Regions from separate parts of the Mus musculus genome. Here region 2 is linked to region 1. A link is a loop called in an ENCODE intact Hi-C map of the cell type or tissue named here. Cell type or tissue: heart. All regions are shown on one strand.

Region 1 (8,000 bases):
GAGATTGCCTGAGGGGTGCAGTAAGGGAGGGACTTGGGGATACAAGGAATGGGCACAGTAGCTGTCTGTGTCCTGCAAGCAGCTGTGAACCCCAGGGGACAGCGCCCCTCCCCCAGCTCTGACCTTGGTTCCAGGGGACAACCACAACATCGACAGCATGGTCTACAGGTGGAACCCCAGCAGCCAGCTCTTTGAAGCCAATCAGTCCATTGCCACGTCGGGTGCCTACGACTGGGAGTTCTTCACCGTGGGGCCTTACTCCTTCCTGGTGGTGGCCAACACCTTCAATGGCACTTCCACCCAGGTGCATTCCCACCTGTACATCTGGCTGGTCGGGGCTTTCCAGCTCTTCCAGTCGTTCCTGGTAAGGAGCCTGGGTTCTCAACTGCACAGTGCCATGGACCCCATGTGTTGTGTGTGATGTGTTTATATAAAGATAAAGAGAAGGGGGAATATGTTCTATGAAGCTGTGGTGAGATCTATACTAGATAGCAGAACCCTGAGCCTTAGGGCCGGCTGATTCCGTGCTGCACAGGAGAGCAGCCCCAAGAGTGACTCTGCTGAAGGAGGGGGAGGGACACAGCTGGAACAGTAGCAGAGGGCAGGGTGCAGAGGCAGAGACAGCTGGAAGCCACTAGCCCCCGGGAATCACCAAAGACACATAGAGGAGGGACTGGCTCAGCCCTGCTGGAGCTACAGGCTACCCTTATAAGCAGCACACCTCCCCCCCCCCCAAACTTCTCAGAACCCACAGAAGTCCACTTTCATGCTTTGCCAATGTCTTTCTTCCTTTGCTTAAATTCTTTCAGCCCTGGAGATGCCTTAATACATTCACTGTTTGCCTTTTTGCAATGTCATGAAACACGAGCTTTGAAGCAAACGAGACTGCATACCCTGTACATACCTGCAAGCTGTGGGGGATACACACCCACCTCTGCAGGGCGTGCCTTTCTGGAAGGGTCTGTGGGGCAGGGACTCAAACCTGGCAAGCTCCCATCCGTAGAGCAGGCACTCCCAGGGCACCATGGCTAAGTGCACAGTGGTTCAAAGGGAGACTCCAGGCATCAGGAATCTTAAAGCCTAGGGCCAGGGTCAGAGCAGAGACTGACTGCCACTGTGGAGTGGAGTGGTGCAGACAGAGACTCTTGAAAGGTGCTTTTCTTAGCCACACCCTCCAGGGTTTCAAGCGTTCCAGTAGAAATGCCAGAGACTTACTCTTAGAGCAGAGACTTCCATGATGGGGCCCTTGGTCCACTGCTCCAGCAGAATACCTGAGGCAGGGTGATTTGTAAGCAAAGGAAGTTTATTTGGCTCACTGGTCCAGAGGCGGGAAGCTTGAGGGCATATAGCCTTGGAATGAACAAAGTGCGTCCCTCCCTCCCTCCTAGGAGCTTACAGACATCCATACTGCCATTTCATACCAAGGATCCTAAAGAGCAAAGGGCAGACCCTCCCCATCACCAGGTGTTTACACCGGACATCAGAGCTCCAACCAGTGACAGTGTCCGGCCTTTTGCCCCAGATTGCGGGTCCCAAGGTGGTGATAGCAAGGCCAGGGCCAGCTTCCCATTCACCTGCCTGGATGGTTCTAGAGTGGGCCTTGAAATCAAAGTGTGCTCTGGGGACCAGACCAGGCTATGTGTCAGCAATAGATAGCTCGTGTAGCACACACAGGCCTTGGGTTCAAACCTTGGCTCTGAAAAAAAAATCACTCCACCACCAAGTAGAAAGCACACAGACCAGTCACGCAGCCTCAGAACCAGCTCTGGGCACCACGCAGGTGGGAATTTGCTTCTGAGGTTACTAAAGACTTTGATCTTGCAGCTGCCAGTGTTCTGTGGTTTGGGAGGCGTCAGTAAGGTTTGTGGGAGCAGGGCAGAGACATCAGCAGCTACCTGGTTCGCAGGAGTAGGTAATGACCTCATCAGATATGATGTCAGAATAACACTGAGTGAGTCCTGAAGGTCAGGACTGTTGCTCGCAGATACTTGCATGTGCAAGAGTGTGTGTTGCATGAACACATGTCCCCAGCATGACCACCCTTGGGGCCTGGCCATAAGGATGCCTCGCTGCCTTAGTTTCCTGGTCTGTGACATAGGTATGGTCAGAAAGCATCCCTCTCAGGCCACCAGCACTTGGGCGGCCCTTGGATGCTTCTGCTCTGGGCTATGTAAAGACCACAGCATACCCGTGACTTCTGCATTTACCCAGACAGAAACTGGCCCTGACCTTTGCTGGTTGAGAAGGCACCAGATATGGGGGAGACCTCTGTGGTCAGGCAAGAGCACATAGGGGGTCATCGGGAGTTGGTTAGGTAGTGCGCTGTGCACAGGGACCTCAGGAGTGCATCTCCTGGCAACCTTGGGTGCCTACTTGGCCTGAGTGCCCACTGTGAGGGGCCTCTGATTGACTGTCCTCCCTGGCAGCTGAGGCAGCCCTGGCTGTGAATTCTCCTTCCCTCCTCTCCTGGCACTCCTAGACCACAAAAACATCCTCATTCTCTCCATCCCCCCAGCCCCATCAAAGCCAGGCCCAGTCTTTTTTGCCCGGCTACTAATCCATTGATGGCAGCCTTTGTATCCTACCCACCCTAATGGGAGCTGTGGGATGCCAGGTGTTCCTGGCAGCAGCTCCTGGAAGTGCCATTATCCTGCCAAGGTACTCTGGTGGCACACACCCAAATGCTTGGACAGCAGGCAGCTCTCTGGGGGGAATTCCTCTAAGAGAGAGGGAAGGCATTCTAGCCCAGAGGGTATCTGACTGTCTGGGCTCCAGCACCAGGAGCAATCTAAGCTACAGCGCCCGATCTAGCCTGTGGCTGCCCTTTCACCTTTGAGTGGGAGGGGCTTGTAGTGGGGGTAGTGAGAACTTGGGGCCTGGAGGGGGTGGTCTGGTAGCTGGCCCTGGGAATCCTTGCAGCCAGTGACTAGTTAGCTGTGAGCCAGCCACCTGGCCAGCTAAGGGTTCCGAGATTGAGTTGACTGGGTCCCTGCAGGTCTCCACCAGTCCCTGTCAGACACTCCCAAGGAACCATGGACAACGTGAATCTTAGATAAATGAAAAGAAATTTTTTATAGGATTATATCCCAACTATTGTGAGGGATAAAGGGAGAATAGAATATCATTTCTCAAGTACTTGATATTGGGGGTTACCCACATTTTCTAAGTCAGCACCCTGGCCCTGGCCCACCTGGCTCAAAGAGAGGACAGGAGCTTGAGCTGCCTCTGAGCCCCACCTACCTGAGCACACAGCAGGCTTTGTGTCTCTCTTAGGGACACAGCAGGCTCTCCAAGAGGTGACTGAAGCCCCTGACCCAGCACCTGCCCAGTGGGGTGAGCCTCACATACCCCATGAGGAAGGACTCCTGACATACATTAGCTTCTGCCCTTTCTGTGCCCCAAAGCTGTCTCTGTCTCCCCATGGGCTCTCCATAGTGGCTTCCTTCACCTCTGCTCCCCACATGCTCCTGGTGTCCCTTTAGTTTTGCTTTCCTGAAACCCTTTCCGGCCTTCCCACCCACTGACTCCCTCTTCTTCCCCTACACTTCGGCCACTCTTCTGCACTGCCAAAGCTCCACCCCCAGCTCTGGGCTTCTGAGTGGCAGGAAAGACACTTAGCTGCTCCCTGGGGCTGGCCTGGCCCCAGCAGGAAGGTGACACCTCTCACACAGGTCCAGGAGAGCCTCCTGCTACCTTGGGGTGGCACAGAACAGCCATGACCAGGACTTCCTGTGCAACCTTCAGGCCCCATTACTGCAGGTGAGCAGACAGCAAGCAGTTCAGAGCTGAAAAGGAAGCCTTGGTGATCCTGAGGGAGATGCATACTGCATGGGTGTGTATATACATTCACACAGGCACCTGCCTATACACATGTTCAGACACACACTTTCAGGTGTGCGCATACATTTGTGTCTGTGCACACAGACATTGTGTATGTGTCATACACGTGTGTGGACATATTCCTGTGTATGTGCACACACAGATTCCTGTGCATATACATACATGTACACATGTGCTGTGAGCATGAGAGTGCACCTGTGTGTTTGTGAGTGTGTATGCCTGCAGGGATGTAACATGTATGTCATCGGCAGGGACTATTTTCTCAGCACTTAACTTACAAGAAACAATATGGTGGCATTCAGGGCACTACCTGTGTTCTGCCCTGCTTGGGTGGGGGTCTGGCAGTCTGAAGGTGCTGCGGGTTAACTGGAGTAGTCCTGGGACTGGTCCCAACAGTTGGACACAGCCCTGTGAGAAGGTAGGCTGATCCAGAAAGTCTCCGCCCTGCCCCAGGCTTTGTGACCCAGGGCTCCTGGACCTCTTGTCCTCCAGAGTCTCATCCCTCAGGTGAATCTTATGCCTCGCAGGCGTCTCAAGCTCATTCTGGATCAGTCTCCCAGCTGCCTCCTCTTTGGATTCCCAGCTGGTTCTTGCCCCACTACCTGGGCAGCTGAGCTCAGCGGGTATTGGCGCCCTCTGTTGTCTGTGGAGAGAATGCTGTTACGTTCTGCTGGCCTGCCAGACTGTGAACATCCAAGGAATAAGGCCTCTTGGGTAGTGTGCAGACAAGGAGTTAACTGACCTATACTGAGGGCAGGTTTAATAATAATAATAATAATAATAATAACAATAATAATAATAATAACCTCCAGAGGAAGGCTGTGAAGATGATTCAGTAGGTAAAGTGCTTATCTACCAATTGGTCCCTAGAACCCTGGTTAAAAAGTTAGGAGTAAGCAGGCCAGCGGTGGCGCGTGCCTTTCATCCCAGCACTGGGAGGCAGAGGCAGAGGGATCTCTGAGTTTGAGGACATCCTGGTCTGCAGAGTGAGTTCCAGGACAGCCAGGGCTACATAGAGAAACCCTGTCTTGAAAACAATAACAACAACAGTTAGGCATGTAGTAAGTAAACAAATGCTTGTAATCTTAAATTCTAGAGAGACAGAGAAGAGCGATCTCTGGGGCTGACCGATAGCTTAATTGATGAACCCCAAGTCCTACAGAGAGATCCTCTCTCAGAAAATAACAAAGCAAATGGTTACTGGGTGATACTACTTGAGGTCGACCTCTGACCTCCACACACACGTGCACACATATGTATGTATACCTGCACATATGAACACACACATGGAAATCCCAGAGCCATTTCCTACACTGGCTGTGCAAGATGCCCTTCAAGCAGGAGACTTCTCTGCTCAGTTGAAGCAAGGGCATGTGACTGACTTGTCTGGAGCACAATCTACAGCATGGCTCACTCTGTACCCAGCTAGGACAACCTGGATCAGCCCCAGGATAGCCTGCCTTGCTCAGAGAAGCAGCTGCTGGCTGTGTGGCTTGAACATTCCTGTCCTGGGTTCAGGTCCCCATTGTTCACTGAGAATCCCAACAGATGCTGGCCCAAGGTGTTATCCTGAGACATAGGGGAATCACCTAATGAACATTCCAGCAGGAATCAACTGTACCCAAATGCAGGGTTCACCCCTGTCCCCATAGGACTTGTGTCACTGGCTAGTAGACATGATGATTCCTTATAGCAGTTGCATGTGCTGTTTTCACCCTCAGAGGAGAGTTGAGCTTCTAACAATTAGCTGTTGGTCCCATTGGCCTCTGGAAGTTAGGTTCTAGCTTTTGCTTTGCTGTGTCTATATTCTGCTTTTAGTTCCAAGCCTGAGTTCTGTGCCCTCCACCTTCCTCGCTCCTGGGCAGCCTTTCTGTTGAGGCCCTGAGACCATACGGTGGCAGCCTCGGCTCTCAGATGGACAGTAGTTCCTGATCTAGCTCTTCCTCTTGCCACAGGCTCCACCCCTCACCTCCACAAGGCAGCTTCTTCTCTTTGTGTAGCTCAGGGCAGAAGATATAGACTTGAGCAGGAGCTAAGACTGCAGAGCCCCTGGCTGTGGCTTGGGGTTCCTGACCACTGGTAGAGCACTATCCTCAACCTTAGACCCCCATACAGGCTAGCATGTTCCTCCCTATGTCCTGGCCTCCTGTCCCTCTGTCTTCTTAGGTAGTCACATACTTACTAGGGCTTTCCTAGTGACATTCCCTCTTGCTCAGGGCCTCCTCCTGGACCAGGATTGTGAATGTCTCCAGCCCACTCCTTCCACCACCTCACACCTCATGGGACTGAGTGACCTTTGGAGCAAACAGGCAGAGGAACTCTGTTTTGGAGTCTTGGTAAAAGGATGGCAGCCAGGTGGCTTCGGTGGAAGAGCTGGCTCTAGGTCACCGGGCATAGTGGTGATGATATTAGTGGCTTGGGATGGGAGCCATCCTCACCGGGCCTCCTCCACCGCTTTTCATTTGCTCCAGACATTCGGCGCCGCAGACTGGGAGGTCTTCCACATTGGCGAGAGGATCTTCCTTGCAGTGGCAAACAGTCACAGCTACGATGTGCAGATGCAGGCACAAAATGACTCCTATGTCCTCAGCTCTGTTATCTACGAGCTGAACATCACCGCTCAGACCTTTGTCAAGTTCCAGGACATCCCCACCTGCAGGTACCAACCAGGTGGTTGCAAGGGCAGAGTGAGTTGATGGGTGGGTGACACAGGAAAGGCCTGCCGGGGTCATCCCCAACTTCCTCCCAGGACACTTATCCAGAGCAGGTAGACATGATAATGAGGACCATCGCTGTGGCTGGCCCTGTATCTGTGGCTGCTTTCTTCTTTCAAGAAAAGCCTAGGGGCTGGAGAGATGGCTCAGGAGTTAAGAGGACTGACTGCTCTTCCGAAGGTCCTGAGTTCAAATCCCAGCAACCAAATGGTGGCTCACAACCATCCATAATAAGACCTGACACCCTCTTCTGGTGTGTCTGAAGACAGCTACAGTGTACTTACATATAATAAATAAATAAATAAATAAATCTTTTTTTTAAAAGAGAGAAAAGTCTAGCGATGTGAGTTCCCCAAGAGAAGGCCCAGCACCTCCACAAGGAGAAATGGTTTGTCTGTCATGACACACGCATGAGCATCAGGGAGGTCCAGGACCTCAGACAGGTGTCCCCTCCCACCATGCGCTGCTAGATCCTGACCCACCTGCTCTGCAGGGCCACCACCTCAGCACTGAGAAGGCAGAGTTGTCCCCGCCCTCGTGGCGTTCCTCTGGGAGGACTCTCACTACCTCTAAGAAAACCTCAGCTGCAGCTACACTGTCCCGACAGTGACAGCCGAGTCACAGGGTTGAGCTTCAGGCTAGACCCAGTGTGGTTACCAATCTAGAATGCAGCAGGAACTGGGCTCTTTATTCCTTAAGAGCTATTAGAGATATTCGCCACCCCTCCTGAGTGCCAGGTACTCCTCAGCCTGAGAGAGAAAATACTGAGGGAATTTAGACTCTTCCAAGAAAAGACTCTAAGGCCAACAGTCAAGTAAATGTAAGGTTGATAGCTGTCGCATCACAGGTCACACAGGTACTGTGTGTTCATGGGGATGCACGGCTATAAAGATGCAAGGGGGATCATGGCAAGGCAGCACACAGACTTCCTGGCTGTGGTCCAGGAAGGTAAGAAAGGGAGGAAGGGCTTCTACTTGGGCCCACTCTTTGATTGACAGGTACCCACAATGTTTAGTTTTGACAATCTCACATATATATTTTTTTAATATAAAAATAAAAATAACACCTGGGACAAAGAACAAAAAGAGGAAATAGTAATAATGTCCAGCCCAGCCCAGAACCAATCTCAACAGAGCTGCCTGTGGGGCTCTGGACCCAGTGGCCCTTGGAGGGAGTCATATTGCCATACCAGACTCCCACATCTGGAGCTGGGAGTCTGCTGAGAGTTAGGTTTAGAATAAAGCACCCAGTAGGCCTTTTGAAAGAAAGCAAGTGGAACAAGAAGGTGGGATTGGGAATCCACTTTAGAAGAGCTGAAGAGACAGCTCAGTGGTGAAGAGTGCTTGCTGCAATACCAGGGGACTCAGAATTCAGTTTCCAGGTCCTGCACGGGGCAGCACTGAATCCTCTGTAACTCCAGCTCCAGGTGGAATCTGATGACATGCC
Region 2 (8,000 bases), 170 kb before region 1:
TTTCACCTGCTTTTCAAGGATTTGGCTTGTCCCACCTGCCTTTCCTCAGGACATTGATGAATGAGGGCATGCACTGTGTTCAACCTCCTTTGTGTTGCAGAGCCTTCCAGAATCTGTGGTTGTGGGAGGACTGTCATCCTACAGGGAGTATATTTGGACTCTTGGATTTCTGGGAACTCAGGTAAAGAAATCTGAACTTCATTGGGCTTGGAATCCAGGTAGCACCAGGAGAAGATGGCTTGGGAGCCTAGATGTAGCAGCAGCTAGAGAACAGCGTTAGTCATGGAGTTGGGCAAACCAAACAAGAACATGAACAACAGCAACACTAGGCTGGAGGTCAGAGAAAATAACAAGGAAGACCAGCTGCATTCTGGGTATTTGGAACACTGAGCTGGGTATAAAAGCCACTTCAGGTAGGAGCTCCAGACATTCTCACCTTCTCCCAGACCAACCAGCCTCCACCATGTGTCACACCAGCTGCTCTTCAGGGTGCCAGCCATCTTGCTGTGTGTCCAGCCCCTGCCAGCCATCCTGCTGTGTGTCCAGCCCCTGCCAGTCAGCATGCTGCAGGCCTGCTATATGCATTCCTGTTAGATACCAAGTGACCTGCTGTGTGCCTGTGAGCTACAGGCCCACTGTGTGCATGGCCCCCTCCTGCCAGTCCTCTGTGTGTATGCCTGTGAGCTGCCGGCCTATCTGTGTGACCTCCTCCTGTCAGTCATCTGGATGCTGCCAGCCCTCCTGCCCCACCCTGGTCTGCAGACCTGTGACCTGCAGTACCCCCTCCTGCTGCTGACCAGTGTTTCCAAACCAGCTGCTGCCAGTGCAAATGGGACATGTTCATCCCCTCCCTCTGTGGTGGTGGTTCTGCACTTGAAACAGACTGGAAGCACACCTAGCTCACCCTGGCACTTGGGAGAGAACACAGATGAATAATACAGATACCTCTTTCCCTGCCCTTCTCTCAGGATGTCCTGGTTCCAGGGTCCTTCTCTTACTCCCTGTGCTAAATAAAGTGGCTTCTCTAGTCAGTTGTGCATGTCTCTCCTGGTTCCTGTCTGTCTTTCCTGGTGGCTTTGGCATCAGGAAGCATAGAAGATTAGTGGTTTCTATGATGCAGACTCACCATAGGAGGTTCCTTAGGAGGCAGCACGAAGTCATGGCTTGCCAGGAGGAGGGTGTGGCGTGTTTATGCCCCTGGCATCCCTGTGGCCTCTGGGATGGACTTGCTGTATCTCTTTGCAGTGTCTGCTCCTTCTTGCCTTCCCCTGCAGGGGGTGCCCATGCATAGTCCTAGAGTGTTTTATAAAAGGTTTTCTTTGTCCTCTGTGGATGCCTTGTGTCCCAAGTCACAGTGACTTTCTTCCTACTGGGCAGCTTTGAAATGTTTGAATTTCAGTCATATAGACTGTGGCTCCGAATCACCTCAGTACTGGGGAAATGTATGCTCATTTTCTTATTGTTGATCAATTACAATATGATGGACACACATCTAGTCACTTGCCTGTAAAGCAGCTAGAACACACGTCTCGTCAACTTCTTGGGGTGGCCCCTGTCGTAGCCACGTGTGCGTTGTTCTGGATCTTTTCAAGGCATGGTATGGGTCACTTATGTTTCTATTTCAGATCTTTTCAATGATTGGGTTAGTTTCTTTGTCCCTCTTTCTGGGACAACATATCCAGTGACTAGTACCTGAAGGAAGGGCATATTTTGGCTCACAGTTTGAGGGTATAACCGGTCAGAGTGGAAAGAGGGTGAGGTGGTAGCTCACATTGCATCTACAGTCAGGAAGCAAAGCGAGCATTGCATGTTGGTACTCAGCTAGCCTTCTCTGTTTTAGCACATTGGAATCACGACCCGTCAAACAGTGCTTGTGCTGACTATGTTTAGGGTGGGACTGTTCTCCTCAGTCAAATCTTTCTGGAAATACAATCATCAGTATGCCCAGAAGCACATTTCCATGGTGATTTTAAATCCCATTAACAGTAGAAGATGGTCGTTCAAGGCTATGTATAGCTTTGGGGATGGGTTTCCTCTGGGAAGTGTTGGTGACAGTCCGTCTCCATTGGCTGGCTCTATCCTCAATCTCTGCAGTCTCTTGTGACTGCTCCCTGTGATGTTCCTGAGACAGACAGACATGGATGTCTCCTCCTCTGCTGCACCCCATGATATCCTGCACCTGGTACTCTGGAGTTCCCACTCTTGGCTGCCTTGAGCTCCAAATGTTTCCTTTATTCCTCTCAGGCTGGCCATGAGACATGAGTTGTAAAAATTGTTTTACCCCTTAGCTGCCAGGGTTGTCAGGGTTCTCCTGTGCTGTGTGAATAAAACTAACTGCCCTGAACATGCAGTATATGCCATACACCTATGGTGTGTTTACATCCCAGTTACACACATACACATGCACACACATATACTCTTGTTCTCATACCCTTGTGCACATAAAAGAACACATGTGGAAAAGCTCATACATACACATGTGTGTACACTCACTCATACCCATATATCCAGGTGCTCGTACTTACACATTTCCATATCTGTGTGTCTTAGCATACTCATAAGCACACACACACACACAAACATACACACACATTCACACTTCTTTGCATGTTTGCATGCTTCTGCAGACACACAGCCACGCTTATTTCTGTACACTCATGCACCTTCACTCAAGCATGCCTGTGCATCATTCTGGTCTCTAATCTGAGAGTCTTATTTGTCTCTCTGCCGTTCAGAGGCACAGGCAGAGGTCCCACCAATTCTGCAGAGTTAGCTTCTCTCATCCCTGTGAGACAGTAAAGGATGAATCATTTAAAGGTACAGGATTTATCTTGGCTCATGTTCTCATTCTGGAACCTCTGATGTACAGTAAGATCTGGCCAGATCTTTATTGTTCCAGGATGGAGTGGTTGACTTCTCTTTAATGACATTGATCTCTCTGACAGCTATACCCTCTACAACCATGGCACTCTGATTGCCTCCCTTCTGGCCAGGCTGCATGGCTTCCCAACTGCTCTGCTTTTAGTTCTTGATTCTCACTGTAAATCTGTCTAAAAGCCCTCAGCAATGACCAGGCCACTGCATGAACTCTCTGTTGCCTTGAAATCTCTTCCACATGGTTAATTTAGCCACTGCTTATAAACTCAGCCTTGCGTAGCATTTCTGGACTCAGAGGAAATTCCCTTGTAGAATACCACATGGATGACCTCTGGTCCAGTGCCCAAGAGCATCATGAAACTTGATAAGCACATCTGTTGGCATTCTAGTCTTCTGAGTTCTCACCTGGGTGTCTCATTAGCTCTTTGTATAGCTTCTGAGAGTCATAAAGCCTATATGTCAAAACTCTTCACAACAGATCCAAACCAGTCAAAGGCCTAAGGAAACATAGTCAGGGTTAGTCACGACAGTGTCCCGACATTGCTGACTAATTTTCTGTATTAGTTATTTTTGCATGGCTGTGCTGAGTTACCCAGTAAAACAGCTTAAAGGATGAAAGAGGTTTTAGCTTTTGGATTCAGAGACTTCAATTCACTATGGGGAGGGGGGCAGAACAGTCACAATGGGCCGCAAAATAGAGATAAGAACACTTTTTTGTTTTGTTTTGGTTTTTGGTTTTCTGTTTTTTTTTTTTTTTTTTTTTTTTTTGGTTTTTTGGTGATAGGGTTTCTCTGTATAGCCCTGGCTGTCCTGGAACTCATTCAGTAGACCAGGCTGGCCTTGAACTCAGAAATTCGCTTGCCTCTGCCTCCTAAGTGCTGGGATTAAAGGTGTGCGCCACCATGCCCGGCTATAAGAACACTTTTAACTTATTAGTTTTCTTCTTTATTTTTTTTGTTAATCCTGGCCCACCAGAGGGAGCCACTCCATTCAAAGAGAGTCTAGACTCACAGTTAATCTTCCCTGGAAACATTCACAGACCTGTTAGAGATGTGCCTCCATGTCTTGGTGATTCTAAATCCATTCAAGTTGATAGTGAAGATGAATCTTCCTATGGTCCCTTCATAGCACCAGCCCTCAGGTCTCTCCTGACCTCCATCTGGTTGCTAGGATCTCACTGAGGGGACAGGCCGGTCCCTAGGAAGGGAGTTTGGAACAAGAGATCGCAGAAAAAGGATGAGAGTCTTAACACTCTGATCACTCAGGGGCAGGTATGATTTTCTTCAAAGCAGAGAGGACAGGTAAGGAGAATAGAAACCGAGAGTTTGGGTGGTGCTTCCATACCACCTGTAGGGCCTGTGGAGAGGAGACCCTTTGTAAATCTGGATAATCATGATGGAGTGTTGACCAGAATGACAGGTCTAATCCAGGCAGGGCCAGTGTTTGAGGGCCTGCAGAGGAGAGATCAGCAGCAAGCAGAGGAGACATGACTGAGGGGCTAGCAGGGCACAGCATCTCGGGGACTGGTGGCTTTCAGGGTCACTACAGGCCATCTGGCAGGGGCAGACCCGGGGTACAGGGTCCTTCCCACAGAACCACATGGGGGGGTCTGCAGCAGCAGGAGCAGCAGCAGTAGCAGCAAGCAAGCAACTCTCCCAACCTTAGGAGGGCAGCAGGCAGTGATGGAGCAACACAGAACCATAGGACAAGCAGGTGGCCCAAGGAGAGCAGTAGATGTGGCAAGGTAGCAGGGACTGGGGAGGCTTGGGTGGAGAAGAAATCAGGCCTTTAGTGTCATATGGTCACACATGGGCTTACAGTCATAGATACACATGTATGGTTATACAGACATTTACACTCACAAACACATGCACTAATTTTGAACCTCATGTGCATACTTACATGCACACACCCACCCTACACCCCCCCACACACACACAGAAAGAGAGGTGCCCTCTATGCCCTTGCTTCTGCCTGTTATCTGACTCCATCTGTGGATCATAAGAAGATACTTCCTGTATTCAGCCTCCCTTCAAACCCTTTCCTAACCCTATGAGAAGTGGGATCTTTGTGGGTATGTAAGGATTCTCACACAGGGAGAACTTCTGGACCCCTGGAACTTTGGGATCTCATATGCAGAAACAGGAAGTGATGGAACTTGGTAGACTCCAGATGGCCCCAGGGGAGATGGGAGCCCAGACTCAGCAGGGGCTGGAACAGGTATAATTAGCCATGAGGCTGAGGGCAAACAAATCATGTACACAGACAATAGCAAAGCTAACCTGGGAGGTCAGAGGAAGCAAACAAGGAATGCCAGATGCATTCTGGGTAATTGGAACACTGAGCTGGGTATAAAAGCCACCCTGGGAAGGAGCTTCAGACATCCTCACCTTCCTCCAAACCAGCCAGCCTCTACCATGTGTCACACCAGCTGCTCTTCAGGGTGCCAGCCATCCTGCTGTGTGTCCAGCCCCTGCCAGCCATCCTGCTGTGTGTCCAACCCCTGCCAGTCATCCTGCTGTGTGTCTAGTTCCTGCCAGTCAGCATGCTGCAGACCTGCTATATGCATTCCTGTTAGATACCAGGTAGCCTGCTGTGTGCCTGTAAGCTGCAGGCCCACTGTGTGCATGGCTCCCTCCTGCCAGTCCTCTGTGTGTATGCCTGTGAGCTGCCGGCCTGTCTGTGTGACCTCCTCCTGTCAGTCATCTGGAGGCTGCCAACCATCCTGTCCAACTGTAGTCTGCAGACCTGTGACCTGTAACCCCTCCTGCTGCTGACCAGTGTCTCTAAACAGGGGTTGCCATGATAGATGGGACATATCTATTCCCATCCATCTCTGTCCTCTGTGACTGAGGCAAGAGGCAAGTGGGCAAGCATGCCCATCCCACTGTGGAACTGGGTCGAGAACGCAGAAGAATGACTCCAGCATCCCCTTAATCCCTGTACCAAATAAAATGGCTTCTCTAATCAGCTCTGCATGTCTGTCCTGGTTCCTATCTCTCTTCTTAGTTGCTTGAGTATCTGAAAGCATGTAATATCAGTGCTGTCTATGGTCAAGCCTCTGTGCTTCTTCATTCACTGAAATGCAGGACAGAGGACATGGCCCAATAAAGTAGATATATGTGGTCATGTCTCTGTCCTGTCTGTCTGCCCTCAAGCCTCTGGCCCCGGTCACAGTCCCACTGTCTTTTGTGAGTCTCCATCCTGCCTCCCCGGCTCTTTTTCCAATAGTCCTGCAGCAGTGGATTCATAGATGTTAGTTAGTAGATTGTCCAGGGCTATATTTCCCTCTTCTCTTATGATGTCCTATGCAGTGTATCCTGGTGTCTTTCTCAAGCTGGATCTTGGTTCTATGACCAAAACCAGTCCCACCCACAACCTCTGTGGCACACCTACCCATTTGTTCTCGAATGATGAGCAGATCTAATAATCACTTCATGTCACTTCCAATATGGACACTGAACACATCATCCAAGTTTGACCCATGATTTGATGTAGCTGCTTCTAGAGTACTGCACACCCTGTTCAGGGTTTTCTGTGAATCAAGTGAGCTGTGTCCTATGCCTCAGACTGGTCCATTTGCATTGTTCAAAGTCATGGTGCCAATGTCCTGGGGTTTACACTCTCCCTCAGCAGGGGTGGTTGCAGCCTCCTGTCTCTCTCCAGTCTCCTACAGTCTTTTGAGCCCATTCCTCCTAGAACAGCAGGTGAGGGGTTCCCACACTCTGCTGAAGCTCTGCACGCTGTCCTATGCCAGTCCATATTCCTATGTGGAATGCTCACTGCTGCCCACCTTGCTGATGCATGGGTTGTAAGAGTCATTTTATAACCCAGATACCTAGGTGATCAAGGACACACTGTGTTGCTTAAATGAGATATCTGTATGAAACTACATAAGAGATAGAAGCAGTCACCATGGGCTAATAGTCTTGAACGTGCATACCCTGTTTCATGTGCACATTCGGACCAGTGCACACACAATTATACACACATACACTCTTATACCCACTCTCATGCACTCAGAATCACACAGTGAAATGCACCTCACACAGAGAAGCCTGCTAATGCATAGGTATTCAGGCACCCACAATCTTGCACATTTCTTTGCCTTCTTCATGGTAAGCATATGCGCGCGCGCGCACACACACACACACACACACACACACACACTCCCTCATACATATCCATGGCTTTTTCAATTTTTATTATATATTTTCTTCATTTACATTTCAAATACTATCCCAAAAGTCCCCTATACCCTCCCCCCACATATCCATGTTTCATAAAGCATCTATATATACCCACATACACTTGTGTGTTCTACACTCCACATGTGCGAATTCTGGTGTCTCATTGGAAGGTAAAACTAGACCCAGAGCCTGAGAAATGGATTCTTTTATAGTTAATAGTGTATGTCAACTTGACTAGATCTACAATCTATAAGAGACATCTCTGGGCATGCCTGTGAGTGATTATACTGGTTAGTGGAAGTGGGGAGGCCCACCCTAAGTGTCGGTGGCACCACCTCATGGGCTGGGGTCCTGAAGGAGAGCGCTGAGCAAGGCGTTCTTCCCTCTCTCTGCTTGATTGACAGTGCAGTGCAATGACTTCCTCCCCGTGGGTGACAGGCTTCATCTCGAACCCTAAGATGAAATAAAGCCTTAAATGATTCCTGTTGGCCATCTTGTCACAGCAATAAGAAAGTAACTATGAAAACGCCTGCAGCTGCTGACACTCATGTAGTCTGCAGGCCTGGCCAGCCCTTGTGCATTTATTTTTCTTACCGCTGTGACAAACATAGGAAAGGACAACTTGGTTCTTGTTCTCGTGCTGAGCCTTTGAAGGGTGGGGCCTGGCTGATTTCTTACAGCTGCAGTGCCACACAGCTTCCCTTTAACAATCACTTTCTCCTCAGACTCAGCATTCTTCCTGTTCCTGCTCTGGCCAAGCTGCCTAATTTCCACCTTCTGCTTTTCTTTATCTAAACCTTAATTCTTGTTGTATATCTGTCTAAAAGCAACCAGCAATAACCAGGTCCTAAGAGGCAGGTTCAGAACACGAGAAAGGGGAAAGTGGATGAGGACTGGATGTATTTATTCCTTTGGGCAGAGGTCTGGGTTTGT

Evidence for each region. Peaks named below come from ENCODE experiments on the same cell type or tissue, not always from the same donor. Only the 100,000 strongest peaks of a DNase experiment are listed, where the experiment ranks them.
Region 2: a loop joins it to region 1, with 2.8 times the contacts of the local background. A loop is called at or near these places in 4 of 42 quality-filtered maps.

The regions. Positions count from the first base shown.
Region 1 is chr10:77,874,751-77,882,750 of GRCm38, forward strand. Tspear (thrombospondin type laminin G domain and EAR repeats) reads left to right here. Exons shown (of 12, transcript NM_001287074.1): 9 at 135-364; 10 at 6,312-6,499. Among named protein-coding and RNA genes, the nearest start is that of 1700009J07Rik, 15 kb to the right of the region's middle. In heart, a CTCF peak has its summit at 4,475 (motif pointing left); no DNase peak of the experiment used is centred here.
Region 2 is chr10:77,706,163-77,714,162 of GRCm38, forward strand. The region is part of intron 1 of Tspear (thrombospondin type laminin G domain and EAR repeats); the gene reads left to right. It overlaps Gm10272 (predicted gene 10272), which reads left to right and starts at 427. Exons shown (of 1, transcript NM_001384208.1): 1 at 427-824. The coding sequence starts at 464. The coding sequence ends at 796. It overlaps Gm10024 (predicted gene 10024), which reads left to right and starts at 5,284. Exons shown (of 1, transcript NM_001081452.2): 1 at 5,284-5,847. The coding sequence starts at 5,295. The coding sequence ends at 5,654. In heart, CTCF peaks have their summits at 1,269 (motif pointing right) and 3,871 (motif pointing right); no DNase peak of the experiment used is centred here.